Linked DNA regions of Mus musculus: region 2 is linked to region 1. The links are chromatin contacts, found by Hi-C in ENCODE. All regions are on one chromosome and are shown on one strand. The core of a region is the stretch at or near the end of the contact, and the rest is flanking DNA. Distances in the headings are between cores, read along the strand shown. Region 1 holds the start of Msx1 (msh homeobox 1). Region 2 holds the start of Nkx3-2 (NK3 homeobox 2).

Evidence for each region. Hi-C counts contacts between places; a loop is a spot of excess contacts on that map.
Region 2: a loop to region 1 is called in a map of left cerebral cortex, with 16 times the contacts of the local background. The contact joins the promoter of Nkx3-2 here to the promoter of Msx1 in region 1. A Hi-C loop is called at or near these places in 6 of 37 maps with a recorded cell type or tissue (ES-E14 and left cerebral cortex).

What each region holds. Positions count from the first base shown.
Region 1 is chr5:37,822,456-37,826,420 of GRCm38, forward strand. Msx1 (msh homeobox 1) reads right to left here and starts at 2,130. Exons shown (of 2, transcript NM_010835.2): 1 at 1,410-2,130. The coding sequence starts at 1,878. It overlaps Gm33993 (a long non-coding RNA gene), which reads left to right and starts at 3,300. Exons shown (of 6, transcript XR_868362.1): 1 at 3,300-3,431. It also overlaps Msx1os. RefSeq lists an enhancer at 3,214-3,965.
Region 2 is chr5:41,762,382-41,766,346 of GRCm38, forward strand. Nkx3-2 (NK3 homeobox 2) reads right to left here and starts at 1,839. Exons shown (of 2, transcript NM_007524.3): 1 at 1,098-1,839. The coding sequence starts at 1,563. It overlaps Gm46910 (a long non-coding RNA gene), which reads left to right and starts at 254. Exons shown (of 2, transcript XR_001784850.2): 1 at 254-622; 2 at 2,443-2,704.

The DNA.
Region 1 (3,965 bases), core at 880-3,379:
CAGGGTCCCCAGTCTGACGAAACTGGTTATGTCCACCTGCCCTTTCTTTCAGTTTCCTGAGTAAAGCTTAAATCTCCAATAGAGTGCTGTCACTGTTGGGCAGGCCTAGTTAGGGGACCGAGTTTCAGTCCTGCTATGCCTAACAAAACCATTACAGAATAAAACAAACCTCAACCACACGCTCCCCACCACTTAGTTATTGAGAACATCTTCGGGTTTTGCCTAGCTATGCTTTTTTTTTTTTTAAGCTCTAATAAAACAATAATCCTTTGGGCCCTCAGACCACCAGGATGTAAGTCAAACGAAATCTCCAGTTAGCATCCCCACTTCTCTCCCAGCTCAGGCCATAGCAAGTCCGGGAAGTTGGCCCCAGAGTCGTTTTCCACCAGGCCGCCCTAAAGAAGGGTGGGTTCATAGGGAAATGTCACTTTGGTCAGCAGCAACAGCCCGGCTCTGGGCCACCTTCCTCAAGCTTTAGGCCCAGGGAGGGGCTGTCTTTTCAAAGACGTTTAATCCCCAGATAAAAATCGTTCCTCAGCATCACGCCATTGAATTTGCAACGCTATTATGTAGGGCGAAATAATCGGAGGAAACGAGGAAAACTTGGGAATTTCCCGTGCTCCTGAAATATCTTCGAGCGGGTTCGCTGGGGAAAGGAAGCCTAAGGGCCGCAAGGACCTAGGACTATCCTGGAACACGTCGCTGGCTGCTGGGTCCGCTTCAAAAGCCTGGTCCAACACATTCGGACACTATAGCAAAGTGGTTAATAGGGAGCTCTTTTGGTTGTCTTGTTGTCTCCACCACCACCACCATCCCCCCTAGTCCGCGATCGTCCCCTCTTGCTAAATCATCCACCCGCCCAAAACACCAAGTTTCTGCTTAAAATTAGATGCGCGGTGGGGCAGGAGTTTTGCAGAACTCCGGAACCCTTTGAGAGGTTCTTTAAATGGGGAGCGCGAGGTTACGGCTGTCTACCAGTAGAAAGTGAAACTCCGCAGAGCTAGGATGTACTGGCCGCTGCGCCCATCCAAGTTGAGGTGCAAAATAACTGAGTTTAGGGTCAGGTGGAGAAGCAGGGCACCCCTGGTGTCCTGACTACCGGAAGAATAAGAAGGTCCACAGACACCCGCGCGCTACAAGTGAAGTGACAGGCTCGGAGGCACTGAGCCAAGGCAAGGAGCGCGGACTAAGCTTTGCCTGCTTTAGGCCTCTAACTCTCTTCCTGGGTGGGAGTGGGAAGAGGCTCAAAGGCGGTCTTCCCGCCAACGCAACCTCTGCACGGCCTCCAGGTACCCAGTTGCAGGTACGCCGACGCCCGAGACAAGCCGGCGCCGGCGCGCGGCCTGGCGCCCTCGGGCCCCACACCCCCTCTTGGCCCCTTCGCTCTCCATCCAGGGCTGGCTACTTACTGGCTGGGGGCGGGGAGAAGCGGGGACTCTGCATCCACGGGGTCCGATCTAGTTTCTCGGGGCTTTCGGCCTTCACCAGAGCATCTTCTGGCAGCTTGAGGAGTCCTCCGACTGAGAAATGGCCGAGAGGCCGCGGCGAGGAGGGCGCATCCGGGGCGCCCAGAGACCCGGGCCGGGTGCCCAAGTGCTGCACCGAGCCACCCGCTGCCTGAGCCCCTTCGGAGGCCACCAGGACGCTCTCCTTGGCCCCGGGCTTCCTGTGATCGGCCATGAGGGCCTCCACGCTGAAGGGCAGGAGTGAAGCGGGCACTTTGGGCTTGGCCCCCTCCTCATCTGTGCCCATGGCGGTTGCGGTGGCCGCAGCAGCCCCGGGGGCTTGGCCAACGCCTCCCCCAGCAGGCTTGGCGAAGGCGGAGTCCTCCACTTTGACACCGAGTGGCAAAGAAGTCATAGCAGCAGCCGGGGCCATGCAGAGCCGGACCCCCCCTCCAGCCGCAGCTCGAGACAGCCCTGGATCATGGGTTTCGGGCAGGCTGGGAGCGCGACCGGCTTCTGCGAGCTCCTGACCGGCTTCTGCGAGCTCCTGGGTTCCTGGCCCGGCCGGCTCTCGCGCGCGAGCCTCCTGCGGCTTCCCCAGAAGGCCAACTCGAGCGAGCGGGGCCTGGATCCCTGCGCCGCTCAGGCCGAGTTCCCAGGCGCACTCGCCGGCTCCGGGTCCGCCGCCGCTCCCCTGAGAACTTGTTAATAAGGCAAGGCCAGCGTGGCAGCGGCCAATCAGAGCGCGAGGGGGCGGGTCCGGAGAGAACCATTGGGCTGTGCTCGTGCCCCGAGGCGCGCTCGGCCTGGGGGCGCTCGGGGAAGGGCCTGACCCGCACAGGCGGGACAGAGCCGGAGGTACCTGGGGAGCTTTTCCGCCTAGCTAAGTCAGGTGGGCATCGGTCCGGCTGGACCCCCACACTCCTGGATGTGGATTCTACCAAGTTCCAGAGGGACTTTTCTTTACTAGTCCTTCTCTTCTGCCAGTCGTCCTCCACCATCCTTTACCCACTTCTTCTGTTCCTCTCCATAGACTACTTTCTTTCCACAGTTTCTCTTATGGTCTGTGCTATTTCTTTCTGTCCCCTTTCCCTCTTCTGGCCCCCTTTCTCGACCACAATTCACTTACAATTTTTTTTTTCTTTTGGTGTTTGCTTTGAATGTTCATAGTTATTTGTCAGAGTAGCAAGGGATAATACTAATTTCTTTTTTTAAAAAAGCCGCCCTAAGTGTCTTATGTCTTCCAATCTTCAAAAATTTACCTCGGAGTAAAAATGGGCCTTTGTCTCCAGGGCTGGACAAAGTTAATCAAAGAAAGTACAGGTCCTGTTGGTTCTGTGGGTACGGGAACAAGTAACATGATCTGGGAAATGAGTTTGGTTCTCATGCAAACACGTACCCCCTCCCTATACGTACTTTTTCTCCAGAAAGTTACACCTCTACCAGAGAACTGCTACTAGCCAAAGAAGCCACTGGATGCCTTGGGTGAAGACCGAAATAAGACCAACAGAACCCACCAACAATCTGGCCTCAACATGACCTCAGACAATGAATCCTCAAAAACAATCACACTTCACTAACTGTGGGTCTGTCTGCTGGTGCAGAGTGGAGGCCCATTTGATGGGCCAGTAGGAAAAATAAGCAGTTCCTGGAGGTATATCTTTGGTGCAAGGCTTAAGAAGTTTTGTTTGCCCGATTTCGAAGGAAACGTGTTTTGTTTTGTTTTGTTTTGTTTTGTTTGACTGATACAAAAAGAAGGAAAGTTGGAGTGGGGACCACAGAAGACCTTGTAAACTGGGTTCGAACAGGCTGTTGGGGAGTTGGGGGGGGGGGGGCTTTTCTTTATATGGCCTCTTATCCCAGGGCCCAGGCTCGCGGCTCCGGGGGAGGTGGAGGAGGTGATTGGCGGCTCACCGGGACTGTGCATTGATGACTGCCGGGCTCTAATCTCCAGGAAACACAAGGGGCTGCCGTGGCCATTTAGGGGTAATTATCCGAGCACGGAGGGATAGCGAATTCCCTGGCCTTTTAACTGGGCGCAATAAAAAGCTGTAGATTAGGGGCGACCAGATTAAGGAAAATGAATTACTTTATTACCCAGACGGCGTCCGGGGTCTGGAGGGAGGGGTTGGGCTGCGGACGCCAGAGAGATCGGAGCCTCACATCTGCCCACAGGGCCTGGAGAAATAGGAAGGCCTGGGGCGGGTTCGGGAATACTCGCTTCTGTGAAATGTCTGGATTTCTTACGTTTCTGAGGCTGTGAGGAGGCACTGCGTAGGGCTTGGGACTCAAGCTCATTTAGGCCCAGCTGGACGCCCGCTGTACTGGGTCCCCTGAGGTTTGTTCCATGTGTATGGGAAGTAGAAGCCATACCGTCCCGTTTTAAAGCCCTGCAAACGAAAGTTAAGCGACAGTGTAGGCCAAATCCTTAGCTCGAAGCCTAGAAGGTACGGAGAACTGTAGTTTAAGAACTAATTAGGCAGTTGCTAGATCATCTCGTTCTATAGCGTCAGCCGATTT
Region 2 (3,965 bases), core at 589-3,088, 3.9 Mb after region 1:
GCTAGAGCAGTAGGGGAACAGCTCTTCCCGAGTTTTCCAGGCCCCAGATTTCCTGCAGGAATGTAGGATACTTGGCCTGAACATATCCACAAGTTTTGTTCTGTACTTAGCCCTGAATCGTGGCTTTCTACACTGAATTTCTGTTTCGAGTTGTACAGCACACCTTTGCACACCCACACCCACACATCCGTTGACTACAGGAAAGAGGAAGGTGGTGGTGGGGAAGGGTGCAGATCTTGAGGTCAGAGGTATAGAGAGTCTTCCGTCCTAAGAACCCAGAACTGTCAGGATACGGCAACAGGGAACAACGCGAGGCCCCAGTACACTTGCCTCCCTGTTCTTTGCATGAAAATAAAGGGAAGCCGGGTGCAGACAGTGAAGACCCTGATCTGAACCCCGTTTCCCAGCCTTTTCTGTGCTTCCTGCAGCACCGCCTGCAAAAGAAGTCAGCGCTCTGGCCGGCTCGAAGCCTATGCGAGGCCTACAGCAGACTGTACCCAATAGAAGCCAGCAGCCGGCCTTTCAGACTAAGAAATATACCCGTGAGTGGATACAGAGTCTTGACGATCCAGCGCCTCCCAGACCACCTCAACCACACTTCCCCACCATCTCCCGCCTTCAGGTAACTGCTACTTTTGTTTCTAGCTCCCTAGGTACTCAGCCAAAGGCTGTTTTGCCAGTCCTGGGGTAAGGGAAGTTAAACGCGCCCTTTCCCAAGGCTCCCCACTCCTACGCTGTGACAGGATCTGCAGTCGTTGGCATGGCTGTGTCAGGGATCTACCTCATAGATTTTTGGTCCCCCTTTCCTAAATCTAGAGATTTTAAATGGGCACAGCTGAGGCACTGCAGATGAACTCAAAGTTCTTGGTGCAGAGCGCAGGCCACATAGTACCAGGACACCCGGCTCTAAGAAGCTCACTTGCTTCAGGTTTGGGGCAGCGCGCGCCAACGCGAAGAACTTGGAGACTTCGCTAGCACTAAGCCCGGCAGGGCGTCGTGTTCCCACAGTAGGCCCACCCCGCCTCAGAGTGCTTGACCTCTTAACCCACCCCCTTCAGCCCAGCCCCCTTCCTGGAGAACCCCCCGCAGCAGCAGACCTGAAACGCTGGCTGACATCTCGCTGTCGCTGCGGACCGGGGCTTCCTCCTCCAGGTCCTTGGCGGCGTGCAGCTCGCAGCCTGGCTGGTCCAGGCCCAGGGTCACCCTGGCGCGGCCGGTTCCACTGGCTCCCGGGACATCGGCGCAGCGCCTCCTGCCCTCGTTCTCTTCGCTCAGGGCTGAGTCTGAGTCCCAACCTCCCGGACTCTCTGCGCTCTGCCCCACGGCTGTTCTGGTTCGGGCGGGAGATGCCAGAAGAGAGTCCTCGGCGCCCCCCAGCGCACCGGCCTCGGTCTCCCCGAAGATCCGCCAGCAGCAGACGGCGGGCGCCGCGGTCACCGCCACCTCTGTGCCCCCTGGTGCCGGGCGCCCCTCCGGCGTAGCCAACCCGCCGCGCTCCTCTTTCTTGTTGAGGATCGCCTGGATGGAGAAGGGCGTCAAGGTGCCGCTGCCGCGCACAGCCATCTGCGCCGCAGATCGGAGCCGGCAGCCAGGAGGGCAACTGGGGCGCGGGGACAGCTTCGAGCCTGACACGGAGCTCTGGGCGACCTCAGCGCGAGTGAGAGGGGCGCGCCAGGCCCCCGCAACCCACTCCTGCGCAGCACAGCAGCCCCCGCCCCCCTCAGTTCCAGGATCCGCGCCGACCCTCACCCCACCTCACAGGCCCACCTCGCCAGGACCCCCTCCCCTGGAATCCAGCGCCAGATGCTCTTCTCCTACAGCCCGGCCGATTATCTCTTCGCCCGTGGCCCTCTGGGGACCGGCCCGGGTCTGTCCTCTGGGGAGAGGCCGGCGAGAATTGTCAAGGGTCCTCTCCGCGTCTGCAGTCGCCTCCGGAGCGCCGCCGAGGCGCACCGCCCAAAGTCACTTTTTCTGTGCGCCTCTGTCTTCCCGGCCTGTAGGGCTTCGCTCCTGGCGGGTCCTCCCTCTTCCCCTCTGGGCTGGCTTTTCCGGAGCCTACTCCTCTGGCGCCCGCAGTGACAGCTGAGGCCCCTAAAATCGGAGAAGAGCGGGGACACCTTTTACCCTCTGCCGGGGTTTTATCTGTTTCTTCTCTTTGCTTCTGCGTTCCACTGTACCCCCCCCCCCCTCCCATCAGAGTGTCATTCCTCACCGCTGAGTGACAGCATCGGGCCACGCCCCTTCACTAGCTGTCCTGGGCTCTCCCGGCAGTGGATTGGCTGGTTCCAACTGGAGGCCGTTGACTTTAAGAGACTCTAGTCCACCAGTTGAGTAGCAAAAGACAGGGTCTGATTTAACCCCTTCCCTCCTAAACCTGGTTCTCAGTAGCATCCTTCAGCATCGAGGAGAACCATCATCCCGAAACTTTGTTTCTGATTTCAGTTCCGATAACCATCGACTCTAGCGCTTTTCTGGAACACCAGTATGAACCCCAGCTCAAAATTTCGGCGAAAACTCAACAGAAAGCATCTCCAGATGTGACGTATAGTTTCTGTTCTCTAGGAAGGAGCCCAGAGTCGAAGAACAAAATTCATCTTTTTTTTTCCTTCCACTCTTAAAGTTTCTCAGCTGTTTCTCTGCTAATGCTCTTTACTGAAGTAATCTGATAATTAAAATCACTCTACTAAGTACTCCTATCATTTTACGTTTGATTGGATTGGATTTCTGTAGACGACTTAAAAAGCTAGGTTGAAAAATATTAGTTAAGCACCAAGTGGGGCGAGGAATTGGAAAGCATTTGGGTAGAGAATTTTTGGAGCTGGGTATTCGTCTCCTTGGGCAATCAACTCTGAATTTAATTGGATTTGTTCAATTTGTTTTACATCAAGAAGAAAACATAAAAATGCTTTTAATTTGTTCTTTAAATATTCTGTTTCTTGTGAGTTGAGAAGGAGTAGATAAGTTTGAAAGAGACTAGCTGGGAGTTACACAATAGTGAGATCCAGAACTGAGATTTAATGCCCTTAAAAATAAGAACCAAGTTATTTTACTCACTAGAAGGAAGTAAATACAAAATATAAACATTGTGGTTATGTCAAAACATATGTTGCCTATTTACTAAACATCTTTTTAATGACAAGTTTGTTCAAGTGACAAATCTTACTGACTGCTCCACAAATGTGACCCGAGGCTTGGTCCAATACACAAGCTTGAACCTCTGAACACATTTAAATAGTTGTGATGTTAATTTCAGAAGCTGAGGAGGCCACTTCATTGGTGTCATTAAAATAGGGAAGGCCTCCTGCAGCTGCTTCCCAGAGCTGATCCGCACTGCGGGGGAGAAATCGTTACCCAGTCAAAGTCGTCCGCCTCGCCTCGGGAGGAAGGTTAGAAACTTGTAGACTTCGTGGCTTGCAGTTGCCTGTTTTCCTGCCCTATGAAGATGCTGCAGGGTCCCTTGGGGTAAGGGATGGGCCTCTCTTGAAGGGGCTACAACTCTTCATAGTTCTTCACAATTGTGTAAGTTTTGAGGGAAAGATTTAAATTCGTTGTTAGTAGCTGGCAACTATAACAGCCAAGGGACTAACTTCTGGCTAGGACAAGGATCCAATGAAATGCTTAAGAGGTTTCAAAATGAGGCTCTCCACTCCCCCTTCAACATTTTCATGCTTTTATTAAAATCGATTTTCTCTTCTCTGCATCCCATGCTGGGTGTTGAGAATGTGTATAGCTATCTTGACTTAGGGGCTAGTGGAGGACGAGGGACAAAGCTTGATAGAAAAATGAGGTTACTCAGGTGCAGAGCATGTGTGTGATGGCCTGTGGACATGGGGCTCTCTCGGTGGGGACAAGAACCAGTGAGCTCTGGACATGCTGATGGACAAGAATATCCAAGAGTGTAATACCTGAGCGCTAGGGTTAGGTTTGGGTATCCATATGCTTATTTGAAGTAATGATTACTACTT